Linked DNA regions of Homo sapiens: region 1 is linked to region 2. A link is a loop called in an ENCODE intact Hi-C map of the cell type or tissue named here. Cell type or tissue: MCF 10A. All regions are shown on one strand.

Region 1 (8,000 bases), 1.5 Mb before region 2:
GTTCCATTTTCTTCTGTTTGATGACCAGGATTTCTCCTGGGGGTTGAATCCTGGCTTGGTGCCAAACAAGGGTCTACAGACTCTCAAAGCCTGTATAAAATAGGAGCATGACAAAGAAGGAAACAGTTAATCCATGAGAGTGGGCAGGAGGACAGGATCTTGTGGACTAGGTCACTCTCCATGTGCTCCTGGACAGCTTGTCAGGGAGGCAAAGAAAAGTAATGGAAGAAGCAGCAGAAAGGGACAATAAGGACACTGGTAGAAAATAACAGGAAAGACACTGAACAGATACAGCAGGAGGAGTTTGAACAATGAAGGCTAAAATGCAGCCTTTCAAAGGTTTGTAATTCAGCCTGTGGCAGAGAGTAGAACATGCATAAAATGTACTTTTCATGTAGTGCAGTGGTGGCATTGGGTTATATCATGAAGAAAATCTGATTTTTATAGTCCTCTGACTTTCCAGAGAAGTAAATTTGAATTCAGAATATTAGAAACACACATAGGTAGGCCAATACTAAGAGTGAGAACAAACTTGGTTACAGACAGAATTCCGATACAGATATAATAATTTCACAATATCCAGAAGAGTGTCCCAACTCTTTATTTATTGTAATCTTTTTTGACTATTAAAATTACTTGAATTCAGGCCTTAGACATGCTATATGTTCTGCTGAAATTTTTGCCACAATGATATTTATCTTTGTATTTTCAGCAATGTCTAGTAGTGTGCTTTTTCACACATAGAAGGCACTTAATAAATATATGTTAAATGAAAAAATAAATGACCAATATTTGTTGCATTAGGATTTGATCTGTGTTTCAAAATAATTTTTAAATTTTTTTTCCATTTTCGTATGTCATCCTTATTTTCTTTCATTCACACCACAAAGATGCCAGCAGAGCTTCTGAAAATGGGCATCAAGTATTTGTTGTGTGTGTCCAAATGTGAATACACCTGCACATCCACATGGTCTGTGTATAGAGGGGCACTTTCTTGGTCTTTCTAAGCACATCTCTTGATAGGGGGAGAGTACCTAGTACACTGTCCACTGTACACAGAAACCCGGTGATAGTACACAGATAGAGGGGGCTGAGTGAAGTGGAAAAATAGCATGTGATAAAGGTATCATGAATTGAATGGACCCCAATTTTGCTTTCTTTCATGATTTCTGTTTATATTCTTGAGGCTACACATAGAAGCAGGAAGGGAGGTCGAAAGCTAGATCTCCCTAAAGGGACGGGGTGCTTAGCTTTTATTATAAGTTCGGAACACTGGGATATCTCAGGTTTCTATTGTGAGTGATGAAACTTTTTAGTATTGGCAAGAAAAGAGATAGGAAATGTGCAACAAATAAAAAGTTGTGAGGGTGGGATATAACTCAGAAGAAACCCAGAGAGAATCCTTGAGAGGACTCCTGTTTCCCCTATATCAGACAGCCTTGTTTTGCTATCTGGCTGGGATACACAGAGGTGCCATCCGGAAATGTTCACCCAGGACCAATGGGTTTTGTCTAATCTGCATCTCACAGATTTCAGCTAACTATGTAATCATGGTTCTGTTAGGAAACCTGACACATTGTTTAGTGCTTTTTGGCTAAGACTAACTTTTATGATGAAGCAACCATGCACTGACATACACACACAGGTTATTTGTGTTTGTTTTTGAAGGGGAGAAGATAGTGCATGGTTTTTTAACTAGTTACATTTCAAATAACGTCTTTCACTATTTATCTTCTTGGATTTAACCACTTGTTCCCTAAATAATATACTTTCTGACTTAATTTTCTCCCCAAACCAATTTATATGTACAGATATAACAACACAATTCTAAATACAATAGTAAAAACTGTTTAATGCTGCAAGAAGTATAAAGTACTATTTTCATCTCCCATTTATAAACCATCTAAATTCTGCTTTTCTGACTAGCATCCACAGATGACAGACAATACTTCTGTAAGTCCATCTGGTCAGCAAAGGGTCTCTTAAGTTTTCACGAAAATTTTAATTATGAGAGTATCGAGAATTAGGACTGGAGTTCTAACAGACTCTGCCCTTATTTCTGCTCACAGATTTACTGTACACATCTGAAGGGATCTATGGTAAACATCAAGTCAGATATGAACCTGTGAAATATTCTGATCCCTAGGTAGTCTACCAGATAAAGGAGTTTAGGAAATAACATTTTGAACACATGGGACACTCTACTGAGAAGACTGAGCTTGAGTAAGTGTAACTTCGATATTAAAAGAGTCAAGTATTTGGGAGGAAATGAAAAGCAAAGCAACTCTCAAATTTATGCAAATGCAGGAAAGGCGAAAGAACAGACAAACTGATACCCTGAAGATAGGAGAAGGGGCAAAATGAATGATCTTGCATGGATTCTTGGCATTTGGAAAGAGTTGCAATATGAGAAAATTAGAAAAAAAGGCTGAGTTTGGTAGATCACCAGAAAATTCACTTAGTAAGGGAATACATTGTATGAAATTTCTGAAACCTTCTCTGTTGGACATATTTTCACCTCACCTGGAAGAAAATCTTCTGAGTGATGACCAACAGAAACCTCAATGATGTTGTCAATCAGTTTAGGGTTGGAGTCTAGGACTGGAGGAATGTTAAACTACCATATAGTTCCCAGCTCAGCCAATTGCAATTGTGTAGGTCTCAGTTTGTGATTATGATGTCTCTAAGATGATATTTCTCATTAGTTTTATCAAATCTAACCAATTGGGATAGATTTTTGAAAGAATATAAATGAGAAATCTTGCATTTGTGAAATCTGGTTGTGATATGTATCCCTGGGTGTGACTCTCCTTGGAGACTTGGTACAATAGAGAGATTTTCAATAGGAAAAGCTTTTGGAAACATGTATGAATATGGGAAACCATATGATGTACCACTATGTGGGATGATAGACTGAGCTCTATCTAAACAGGTTGGCAACACACCAGAGCATGGCAGTATGGTATGATCTGACTCTATGGGACTCTGTGCCCACATCTCTGCTTTGTCCCCCTCTAATAAACAATTTGTGTTCCTGAGTGTTATTTGTTTTTTTACTTACCACTCTCCACAATTCCATTTTCTCTTTTTCTCATGATTTTTTTTGAGGTAATCTAATTGCTTGAATTAAAGGTTTATGAATCTTAAAATATTATCTAGGAAAAACCCTAATGGCAAAACCTAGCTTGTGATAAACATTATAAAAAATATTTACTTTTACCTCTTTCCACTTCAGTGTCAGGACATCCTCAGTTAAGCATTAAAAATATTAATCAAGATTATTTGAAAGGCACATCTGAAGAATGGGTTAAGTTTAATAGGGAAACGGCATCTCAACCCATTCCTAGTTATGTGTGGAAGCCTGCCCTTGCTCCTTATGACCTCCAGGTGGTGCTGTTTACCCAGACACGGAAAGCAGGAGCCCAGCCCCATTTCTTTCACTTAGGTTTGCAGTTGGGCTTTCATATTTTCAAAATATTTTCTGTTTCTACAGATGTATACTTCTAAATGGCCAATAAAATTTTATAACCACTATTTGAAAAATTGCAAGGTTATTGTGATTTGTGCTTCCTAGCCAAGAATATATCTTTATGTCTGTACATACCCGAAGTCAAGTATTTATGTTTGTTCATTGGTCCCACTTTCTACGCTTCCTTCCTTTGTAGCACACAGGCTCAGACACAGACATTTGGGCTGTGGACAGAACTCGTCCAAGGACCTGTAAATACTTATGTAATTTTGAAATATATTTCTAGTTCAGCTATGGCAACTAAACTCCACAGGCTTCTGGGTGAAGAACAACATCTTTACAGGAATGCCAATCCCTGTAAAGGATTTGGCAATCCCCCAAAGCCAACGAGTGTTCCTAGCAGACCTGACCTGATTTTTTGGCAGGGGGATGCTTGTCAGACACCAGAAATGTTTTGATGTTTTGAGGTCACCCATACAGTGACACCCCACAATCCAATCCAAATTCCTCAGAAAAGTGATTCTAGAGAAAAACTGAGAGGGAAGCATTGACAGTTTCTTTCCCATTTTGGTAAGAGTTCAGGTCCAGGAATAGTGGAAATTCCATTACAGCAAAGATGAAACTAGGATAGGAGTGCGGTGGGATCGATTTGATCATGGATAAAATTTGGAACTTTTAATATTGGCTTTTTACAGAATAACCAACTAACATGCCTTTCTTGCCCCTTTTTTTCCCCTTTTCTTTCCTTTCACAAGGGGTTTGTAAACAAACTGGATGAATTCATTCAATGGTTAAATGAAGCCATGGAAACTACAGAAAATTGGACTCCCCCTAAAGCAGAGATGGATGACCTTAAACTGTATCTGGAGACACACTTGGTAGGCAAGATTGTGTTGTTCTTGCTGTCAATAATCAAAGGATTTTAATGTACTGCTTGTTTGTTTATGAGAAATATCAATTTTATTTATCAAAGGTTACTATATGTCAATGAAACCAAATTTTAATGGGTCACAGAAGATGAAAATTTACAGGCATTTCAAGTAATACTATGAAACCTAAATCATCTCTGTTTCAAGCTACCTTTTCAAAGCTTTTCCTGGAAGGATAAGTAATTATTTAAAAATACCTTAGAAAATTTTATTAGACCCTTGTTCTCTAAAGCAGCAACTGAAGGTTTTCCCTTTCTTAAAAACAAATAAATGAAAGAGATGATTTTGATGACCATTCTAAGCTTTCTAGAATTCTTGTAAAATTAATGAACCTCTCATTATCAAGAGGGTCTACATTATCTGTTCTACACTGGGTTATTTTAATAAAATATTTAAAATGATGATCTCCATCATTTTTGCTGCTATGTGGGTTTTTCAGCATATAATTAATACAACTGTCATTACACTCATCCCTGTGCATAGAGAAAACCATGGAGGGGAAGTGGAAAACACTCAGATGAATTTGCTTCTGAATGTTAAAAGCAAGAATTATAGACTGGGGGACATTCGATGAACCTCGTGGGGTTTTTACTGAATGCTTCAAATGGCCGATATCAATTATGAAGGGGTGGAAACTAAGTAGTGGAGTGTGATAAAGCATGAAGAAAAAGCACGTGTCATAGGAAATGAAAATTCAAGCTGTAAGGATCTCATCTTTATTCCTTTCACTGATAGCATAAAATTGACAAAGGCAATGAACATGAATCCTTGGGTACTCAACTGTGGGGTTGATTTTCTGCCCCTCTTACACACTCAGAATTTGGATTGAATAAACATTATGTGGGAGTCCTACCTGTATGCGAGTTCACAGGGTTCCAGAACTGTTGTTCTCTATGATGTTAAGTGAGAGAGAGAAGGGAGAGATGGAGAGGGAGAAAAGAGGGGAAAGAGATAATGTTTCAGGTTTTGGTGTTTGTTTTTTGCAGCATGTTTATATAACAGAAAAACAGCTTTAAAATCCTGTTGCTGCATGCAAATAGCCTTGCAGATGATAAAGAATGACAAAACTGTGTGGTAGAGGATGAGTGTATTGCTTCCCTTTTTAGAGACCTGAGTCGATGGTGTGTAAAAATGCAAGTGACCCTAACCACCTCTCTTGTACATGGGTTTTTATATACTGTCCTTAGTACTCATTTCCCTGTTGAGTAGAGTTTCAACTTTTTTTTAAAGAGGGCATTTCATAATAGCAAGATAAAGATATTCAGTGCTTTATGATGTAAATTGTATTAATTAGAATGTCAACTTTTCACTGGCATTGTTCTGACAGAAATTCTAATCTGTGTTTAAACAGGAGTATATGAACTTTATTTCACATTAAGTGTGCTGTCTTACTTTCTCTTGACTTAATATTTTATGGAAAACACACATTTAGTTTTTGAGGTCCCAGAGGGCACAAGGGCATGAAGAGCACTTTAACTCTGGACTATTTATTGAAAGCCGGGCTAGGAGAGTATGGACCCAAGGTCCCTTTTTCCCCTTTGGAGGTTGAATGATATGGCCTCTTTGTAACCAATGAGCACTCTCTTTTTCAAATACAGTATTACAGGGTTTCTTACTTGGCATCCTTATGTTAGCCTCTACTTCCTTCTAGCCCAATGCAGTTCACTGGAGCTTTTGGTGACGATGGAATATTCTATATTGCCCTCTCCTATGTGGGGGCCACTAACTGCATGTGTCTATTGTGCATTTGAAATGTGGCTAATGCAACTGAAGAAATGAGTTTTTAATTTTACTTGACATATTTAAATTTAAATTGCCACATGTGGCTAGTGACTTCTGTATTCTGTCTAGCCTTACAAATTGCCAGCTTTTTATAGGTGACCGTAACGAACGGCAATATCTGTACCTGCCTCGTAATGACATTTTCATCCCAAAATGTGGAAGTTATTCTCCAGTTTGCTGTGGGCCACCAGTATAAAGATCCACAGCAAAGAGTCCTTCTTAAGATATTTATTTCTTAAAGAATAGTCTTGTTTCTGCCTAATGATCAACATTTTCTTAGATGAGTTTTCTCTACTATCCCATGTCTGATTATATTGATTGGAATAGAGATATCATAGAACATCTTCTTTATTTCTACTTTGCAAATAGTGAGGGACTTTGATCTACAGACCTGTTGACTGGATGTTAAATTACAGTCTCAAATTTGACTTCCAAAATAATGAATAATAATGTCTAACAGTTACTGAAGACCTAGTGTGTGTGTATTGCCACTGAATGATATTCTTAAAGCGCAATCAAGAGCTACTGTTACACTGGATGCTGTGTCTGTTACTTTAGATACAGCCTGTGGCTCAAACATCTTTCAATCAAATTCTTAGTTTTCCTGTTTCCATATGAGTCTATATTGTCCTCCTGATCAATATTGTCATTTTTATTGTATTTCTTTACTGTCATGCTGAATTAATGATAAGTTATTCTTCTCAACCTTCCCATAAAAGAAAATGTATGAATAAGCCTAGAGATTTGTATTCTTTAGTTAACCGTGCATAAGTCATTATTGTTTTTTAATGAGGGGGCAAGTGGTATTTGCAAGATTATCCAGTAGTAGAGGTAGCTACACAAGTTTCTTTAAACATCTCTCTAGACTCTATATTTGACATTAAATCAACAGATATGCAAGCCTCTAGGGTCTGAGTCTTCCCTGGTTTATTAATGTGTTAGACTAGCTGGCAACCTCCAATATTTATTATAAAGAAAAATATAAAAATCATACTCAAAGTTGTATGTTCATACTTTGATACTTAATTCAGTTATTTTCCATGATGGTACCAAGGGTTTTCACCAACACAAATCAATTAAAGCTTTATAATACCTTTATAAGAGATATGGAGGAGCTTTATTTTAACTGTAAGAAACACTGTGAAATTGCAATGATACATCAATGATTTTCCATGATAATTAATCATCTGCTTGCAACCTGGCTGCTCCTTTCAAAAATACAATTCCTACCTGCCTAGAAAATGACATTTTCAGGAAAATATCATTCTGGAAAGGTATTTTGCAAGTGTTGAACATTCCCTCTTCTTTGAAAACCACTTTAAGATAGAATTGTATAGGTATGTTCTTGGACAGACTTCTATCTCTCTCCCTTCTCTCACCTCTGTCTTCCTCCTACACTTAAAAAAACAGCTTTATTGAGGTATATTTAACACATAATAAATTGCACATTTTTTTCCCTTTAGTCACACTCTTCATTTTATTTTATTATTATTATACTTTAAGTTTTAGGGTACATGTGCACAACGTGCAGGTTAGTTACCTATGTATACATGTGCCATGCTGGCATGCTGCACCCATTAACTTGTCATTTAGCATTAGGTATATCTCCTAATGCTATCCCTCCCCACTCCCCCCACCCCACAACAGTCCCCAGTGTGTGATGTTCCCCTTCCTGTGTCCATGTGTTCTCATTGTTCAATTCCCACCTATGAGTGACAACATGCGGTGTTCGTTTTTTGTCCTTGCGATAGTTTACTGAGAATGATGATTTCCAATTTCATCCATGTCCCTGCAAAGAACATGAACTCATCATTTTTTAT
Region 2 (8,000 bases):
CTCAACTATTTAAAATTCACTAAGGATATTAACAGCTTTGGAGACCCCAGATACAGAGAACAGTATGGTGTTACTCTTCCACTTCAGTAAAATTAAAACAATCCTAAATCATAAGTTTTCCTATAAGAACTTCAATTTTATTTTAATATCAAATTCTTTTAAAAAAAATACCTCTCTCTCCCCACTTCCTCCATGAGTGCCTCTGCTTTGTTGCTTGTTTAAGTCATGTATGATCCACCAACTGAGTAACCCAGCAATGAACACATTGGTGCCTTGTTTATTGTGGGTTGAATGGTATCTCCCTAAAAGATATGTCTTCCCAGAACCTCAGAATGTGACCTTATTTGGAACAAGGGTCTTTATAGATGTAATTAAGGTAAGGATTTCTAGATGAGCTCATCCTGGATTAGGATGGGCCCTAACTGCAATGATAAGCGTTCCTCATAAGAAACAGAAAAGGGCTGGGCACAGCGGCTCACGCCTGTAATCCTGGCACTTTGTGGGGCCGAGGCGGGTGGATCACGAGGTCAGGAGATGGAGACCATCCTGGCTAACACAGTGAAACCCTGTCTCTACTAAAAATACAAAAAATTAGCCGGGCGCGGTGGCGGGCGCCTGTAGCCTGTAGTCCCAGCTACTCGGGAGGCTGAGGCAGGAGAATGGCGCGAACCTGGGAGGCGGAGCTTGCACCCGGGAGGCGGAGCTTGCAGTGAGCTGAGATCAGGCCACTGCACTCCAGCCTGGGCGACAGAGTGAGACTCCATCTCAAAAAAAAAAAAAAGAAAAAAAGAAACAGAAAAGGAAAATACAGAGACATGTGAAGAAAGGCTATGTGAAGAGGGAACGAGAGATTGAAGAATGTGTCTATAAGGCAAGGAACATTAGGATTGCTGAGAGCCACCAGAAAGCTAGGAGACAGGCATAGAACAGTTTCTCTTCACAACCTCAGAGAGAATCAACCCTCCTGACACCTTAAGTTTGGATTCTTGTCTCCAGAACTGTGAGAGAACATATTTCTATCGTCTTAAGCCACCACATTTATGGTAACTTATTACAGCAGTCCTGGGAAACTAATACAGTCAACCCTCAGTATCTGTGGGAGCTTACTTCCAGGACCCCCACAAATACCAAAATCTATGGATGCTCAAGTCCCTGATATAAAATGCCATAGTATTTGCATATAATCTATGCACATCCTCCTGTACACTTTAAATCATCTCCAGATTGCATACAATACCTGGTACAATGTAAATGCAATGTAAATAGTTGTTATTCTGTATTGTTTAGGGAATAATGACAAGAAAAAAGTCTGCACATGTTCACTACAGACACAACCATTACAGGCCTAACTACAGTTTCAATCCTAGGCTGGCTAAATCTGTGGATGCAGAACCTGTAGATAGAAAGGCTGACTGCACATTGTTCTCTAACATTTTGAATTAAAAACAGAACTTTTGCTTGTAAGAAAAACAAATTCAGTCTACTTGTCGCAGGAAGAGAGGGATTTATTTTAAAGAATGGTAATCTCACAGGACACAAAGATAAGGAGCAAGGGGAGTTGTTGCCATCAAGGGGAGCTGACTCTCCAAGTCTGCCCCCTTCCCCTCTCTCATCCTCTCTTCTGGTTGCTTCTTTTGCTTTTACACACTCTCTGGGAATACGTGGCTCATCAAGTGGCTTCAGTCCCAAGTCTCCATAAACTTGAAGCTCACTCACCACCTGTAACTAACTTCATCTGTCAGCATGTCAATTACAAATTTTAAGGCAAGAAACTGGATTGGCTTGAATTACCAAGGGCTGAACCTCTGATCAGCCACTGCAGGCCCATCCCTGGCCAGTTATAGCATAGGAGAGGTGGAGTCCTTCAGTTCAGAGAAATGCCCCTTCCATGGGCCACAGGAGGATCCCCCAGCCAAGGCCACAGGAGGGCAGGCAAAGCTTGGTCTCTCGGATGTCATCTGGTCATTTGTCTGCCTCCCTCTCTAGATTGTAAACCACCTGAGGGCAAGAAATTCATGTTGTGTTGTCCATCATAGTCTCCAACGAGTACAGGTCTTGGTGCCTGAGACATAGGAGATACTCAAGATAAGTTTGTTTAATAACAAGTAGTTGAGTCTTATAGAATTTTATCTACTAAACAGACCAAAAAAAAAAAAAACGGTAAATGTTTATAGTGCTTGCTCTATTCTTTCTTGACAAAATGGTAATTTTAAAGCTGGCTTCTTCCCATTAGTTCGCTCTTATAAACAGCAAAGAGGTTATCTCTATGTATTTGATAAAATGGCACTCACAGATCCACACAACTCCCCTTGGTCCATGCTGAGTGTGTCTAAGGTAAGCTCCTCCCTGACCCACACTCTCTCTGTTGATGTCTAAACTCCATAATCTTATGGCTTCCACTAAGATTCTCCTTGACAGAGAGCTCAGGCAAAGATGTCATTGGGCCATCTTTTGCCTCTAGGTATGGGTTTTCTTTCCTTCCCTTTAAAAAAAAAAATGGATTTTTTCCCCAGAGAAGATCTTATGACAAAAGCAATCTGATGGGAAAATCCAGTGGAAGCTTCTTCGGGAGCCTGCTTAGCTTTTCCAGAACATTTTCCTTTGCTTTAGCTATAGCTGGTTTATTGAAGCTCTTTCCTAGTAGTCTCTCACTTGTGTCTAACCTTGCCCAGTACACAGGACTGTGCCAAGACCTGTTGGAGATCAGAAATTTAAAAGGACTAGGTGGATACATAATCTATGCCATCAAACAGCTCACAGAGTGTGGGGAATCCTGCTGGGCCACTACTCAGAGTGGGCCCAGCGATCATCAGCACCTCACCAGTGTGAGATTTGCAAACTAAAAGGGTTATAGCTCAAGAAACTACACTTCTCAGTCTGATGGGGAAAAGATGCTCATTATAGTATCAGAAGGACAGACTTAGCCATGGGCAGGGGAGGAGAGAAACAAGAAGATTCCTAAACCCATTCTCTTTCTTCCAAGTCAGACATGCCCCTTGGTTCATCTGAAGGCTGTAATCCCCCCAAAGATGTCATTAAAGCAGCCCCAAGGGAGAAAAATTAGGAAGGGAGCAAGTATAGAGGCTACATTATACTCTGCAAAGCATGGACATAATAATTTCTCCAATGGTGAATTAGAATGATAATGTCTGTCTCCAAACTACAGCTATTTCCAAATTTAAATATTAATCACCTCTTCTCTCCCTTGTAGGCACAGCAAGGGAGGCTGGGTGCTGCCAAAGGGTTGTGAAATGGTAGACCCTCAGGCAAAGGTGAAACATTATTGCAACCCACACTCACACCTGCATAGTCTCACACACACAGAGCACATACACACTTATTGCTTGCACTTGTCCAGAGAGACAAATGGCCCAATTGCCAGCAACCGGTGCCTCAGTCCAGCTCCCTGCTGGCTGCATTTCCAGACAGCCAAAGCCCCTGCCCAGTATTAGCCATGTGCTCACTTCCTCCGGCATTCCCATCCCCAGCTCACGAAGGTGGCTAAGACAGTCTGGGGTCGCCTGCGTAGGGATGAGGGATGAAGGCCACGGTTCCCATTAGGTACTCAATAGCTGTCAATTAGTAGACAAATACGTGAATGAATGGGACCATTGGGCGGTTTGACTATCATTAGGGCAGAGTCCACACACTCTGTCTTAGGGCCTTCGTTGCCCACAGAAAAGGCCTCAGACAGGCAACCCAGATGAAACACAGAATCTCTCCTCACTGGGAAATTACCCTCCCACACCCACCTACCCCTTTCCCTGTCATCCCTCAACCTGGTGAAAGCTCCAGCCAGCCCAGACAGTGTCACACCCACTCCAGCTCCCTTCCTAGTCATTTATTCACTCATTCAACAAACATTTACAGGCAGCTACTGTGTGTCAGCCACTGTGCCAGCCCTGGAAATACAGGAATGCCACACAGCCTGCTTGTCGGGCCCTGCTGGGGAGAGGGTAGAAGCTGTCCCCATCCTTTCATGCCAGGTGTGCTCCACACAAGACCATCTCTTCAGAGAACCATGGTACCTGTATTTCGTCCTTCTGAACCCTCACCCTGGTGCAGAAGCAGTGGCTCAGAAAATCTGTCCTTTCACTTGCATTGTAGGATTTTTCTTTTTCAAAGCAGCAGCAGTCGCAAGCAGCCTTACCTTCCAAGAAGACTTTGACTCAGGCTACTATTCACATGTATTTGCATTTCCTTTGTACACATGGTTGGGAAGCTGATGGGGAAGAGTTTTGCCAGGGGATGAAAATGCTTTCTGGGCCAGTCCTCAAAGTACTATCGCAATTGCCAATGTGAAATCAAGAAGCAACTTGTTTAGCTCATATCTAGGTAAAATCTGGGGTTACTCCCACCCTGGTTCTTGTTGTCGACAGCCTCACAGCTCCTTGTCTGGCCTGTGTATCTGTTCAAGTCACGTGGGGGTAAGCTGTATTTTGTCCTGGTCTTCCATGCACTGGAAATTTTCTTTCTCCTCTAATTCTTCAGGTTTTGGTCATTTTTAGAGAGCTCTACGGGCACCCTCTGGTGGCTGGCTGAAAATTTGACCTGCAAAAATTGCAGTTTCGTAGGAATAGCTTTATTTTGTAGTCAGCCTCTTTGGTTGGATGTTGGAAATTGTAAGTTTATTTGCTGTAGTTGGTACCACACCTTTCATCACATGATAGATTGAGACTGAACAGTCACTTTGACCTTTCAGGAGGAATGGTACCTTCTAGAAAGGACAGAACTGAGAAACAGAGTGTCTCAGTGGGTTGCAGTTTTTCCAGGTCAGGCTGAGTGAACAGGCTCAGGGCTGCCCTTCTCTGGGCTCTCAAAGGACTCATTTCTGAAGGAAAACCCACTGCATGCCTGGACCAGGCCAGGCTCCCTGGATAGTTGCTGAGGTAGAACTATGCCAATAGCCCCCCATTTTTTTTTTGGTTAAAAAAAATGACCTAAGTTAGGCCAAATAAAAATCTAAGGGAGGGCAGTGAGGTAAAGAGGAATGGAAGCATCTGGGGAGAAGGGTAAATTTTGCAGGCCTAACACATGACCTTCCTTCTAGATTCCTGCTCTAACACTGGCCCAAGGGGCAACCATTCCTGAGAATCTTCCTGGTCTCTAAAGAAGCACTGGGACAGGTTAGGGGATAGCAAGGGAGAGAGGAAGGAAGAGAGGCCCCAGGAAGGAGAACTATCCACCTGAGGATGAAGCCACCCCTTGCTCTTTCCATGGCCCCCAGGCCCTAAAACCACAGGTTCTGATGAGCATGATTGCTCTGTCAACACAGTGAACACTACCACCTGCTTTTCCCTAACTCCCTCTTTAAGGATTTAGTCTCAGGAGACTCCCCGAAGTCTGTTGATGTTGCCTTCATTTTGCAAAAAGAGGACTAAGGGGGTTAAGCACTAGAGACTTCACCCAGCCTGCCAGTGCCAGGGCCAGGATCGGAGTTCTCTGTCCTGCCCACAGTTCTCTGAAAGATCTCCCTGCAGCTGCTGCGGCTCAGCCACACCCCACTCCTGCACTTTGTCTATCAGAGCAAGCCAAGCTCCAACAGGCAAATCACGATGAGGCCTTTGTAGGACAAGGTCTTAAGGAAGGGTACCCTTGAGGCACGGGGGAGTAGCAATGTCCCAAGTGGGTTCCAGAAGCTGAAAAGACAACCAGGTTGGCTCAGATTTCAGACTCTGTGGTTTATGCCTTAGGTGTATCATTTAGTTGGAAAAAAAGAGGCACTGTCTACCAGGAGCAGCCTTCTTTATTGATACCATTTTTCTTGTGCTTGCTTTCACAGCCAGGCCCCAGGGCAGAAGGGAAGCCCCATTTCCCGTGGGCCATCAGTCACCCAACAATGGCAGTGTGCTGCCAGGCTGGGTCTGAGAGCGCCACTGGGGAGACAATGTCTTTGGTAGGCAGCCTAGAAGCTAAGGTGTGATTGGGGCAGAGCGCAAAACGGACACCAATGTGATCACACCTGTGGGAATGGACCAAACTTCACTACCCACAGTGTCATCAACCAAGAGACAGGGCAGTTCTGAGATGTGTTGAATATGAACTGGGCAGAGCTCTGTCACAAGCATATGAGTTTCCCCCTCTTGTCTCCGCTTCCAGCAGAAGGAAAATGTTATTGCCTGATTATTATATGCCACACAATCACACCAAGATGTACAAGGCCTTGTGCTAATCACAGCTAACAGAGTGCTTGCTAAATATCGGTGCCATTCTAAACCCTTTACATAGATTGACTCACTAATCTTTGTGATGACCAAAATGAAGGAAGTATGCTATTATTCCCATGAAAGAGGACAATGAGACAGAGAAACTAAATAACTTGCCCTACATCATGCACACAGTAAGTGGTGGAGCCAGGATTCAAACCCTGGCCATCTGGCTCCAGAGCCTGTGCTCTTAGACACTTCATCCTGCTGTTTCTCTAGGTATGTAGTATAAGCTCATGTATCCTTAAAAGCTGCACCTAATATGCACTATTATTATCACCATTTTACTGATAAGAAAACTAAGTCATAGAGGAATTAAACAAAATTATACAGCTGGCAAGAGGCAGAGCCAGAATTTGAATCCACGCAGCTGGACCCCTGAATCCCAGCTGTAATCATGGTACTCTCTATCACCTCCCTTTAACAGGGCAGTTTTCGAAAGCTCTCTCACTAGATTTGACAAAATTCCTACTGGACATTGGGGACACTACTCTGGCTTTGTGACTGGCCCCAGAGCCCAGCGAGCAGCCTGCCTGCTCTCCTAGAAGCAGATTGAAGGGGCTTCTCCCTCTCTGCCACTGTTCCCCTGTTCCATGGATCCCTTCAGGTGCTAGTGGATTCATTGCCACCAGCCTCTGACAAGCAAGGCAACAGCAGTCTTGATTCTGCCCAGGTCACCTAGGTTTGTCTATCTGGAGCTTCTAGCCCCAGGAAAGAGTCCCTTTTCCTTAGCTAGATTACTCCAATTTCCTTAGAAGTATAAGTATTTGTTTTATGGGCCATAAAGGCAGAGGGTGATCTTCCACTGTGTATCAGGCCCCCAGACCCCCCAACAGACTGACTGCTCAGGAAATTGGGGAGTTCATGGCCCACGGCTGGCATTCACAGGGCATTATCCCATCTGAGAGCTTACTTCTTTAAGTAATGGCTTTGGTAAATTTTTCTCCTTTCTGCCTTATTGATCACGTACCCGGAGTCCTTGTAAAATAGGCTCTGGCCTTTGTCTTAGAAATTTTTTGTTCTTGCTCTATTGGGCAGTTGGGCAGTTGAACTTTATCAACTGGGTTCAACTCCATGAGACCAGCTTCAAAGTGCCTGGTGCTTATTCCATGTCTTCCATTCATCCCTCCAGATCGCCCCTTCACATTTCTCCAACCTGGCATGTCCCAGGGGGCTGGCCTATAAGGACAACATCAACAGCTTCCTTGTCCGCTGGCTTTGGTTGGGTTCATCCAATGGAGGTCACTAGTAGTAAATAAGTAGGCAGGAGGAGAGAGGGGCCAGGCTGTTTGTCCTCCTGGCTTCCTTCTCGCCACAGTATAGGTTATCTGTGTCCCTTTACTGAGGCCACAACTCCTGTATTCCAGCATCCATTGGTAGGCAACAAACTACCTCCAGTACTTAACAGTTTAAAACAACAATGATCACTTATTTTACGGATGAACCTACTCTTTGGGCAGGGTTTGGTGGAGTGACTCATCTCTGCTCCATGTGGCAGCTTGATTGGAGCTGGAGAATCCACATCTGAGATGGCTTATGCACATGGCTAGCCAGTTGATGATGACTGCAACCAGCATCAACTGGGAGCTCTGTCAAGGCTGTCAGCAGAGGCCTTCAGTTCTCCTCCAGGTAGGCTTCTCCTTGAGGCTCAAAAGGTTTCCTCTCAGCAAGGTGGTTGTATCCAAGAGCAAGTGGTCTTCTAAGAAGAAAGAAAATGGAAGCTTCCAAGAAAGGAAATGGAAGCTGCCAATCTCTGAAGGCCTGGGCCTACAAACTAGAACATCATGTCTGTCA

Evidence for each region. Peaks named below come from ENCODE experiments on the same cell type or tissue, not always from the same donor. Only the 100,000 strongest peaks of a DNase experiment are listed, where the experiment ranks them.
Region 1: it touches region 2 in a loop (15-fold over the local background); 11 of 110 quality-filtered maps call a loop at or near these places.

Annotation. Positions count from the first base shown.
Region 1 is chr14:32,572,896-32,580,895 of GRCh38, forward strand. AKAP6 (A-kinase anchoring protein 6) reads left to right here. Exons shown (of 14, transcript NM_004274.5): 5 at 4,225-4,347. Among named protein-coding and RNA genes, the nearest start is that of AKAP6, 250 kb to the left of the region's middle. In MCF 10A, a CTCF peak has its summit at 3,380 (motif pointing right); a DNase peak (open chromatin) is centred at 3,396.
Region 2 is chr14:34,094,354-34,102,353 of GRCh38, forward strand. The region is part of intron 4 of LOC102724945 (a long non-coding RNA gene); the gene reads right to left. LOC105370444 (a long non-coding RNA gene) reads right to left here and starts at 4,679. Exons shown (of 2, transcript XR_943735.2): 1 at 4,029-4,679; 2 at 1,488-2,062. In MCF 10A, a CTCF peak has its summit at 4,545 (motif pointing left); no DNase peak of the experiment used is centred here.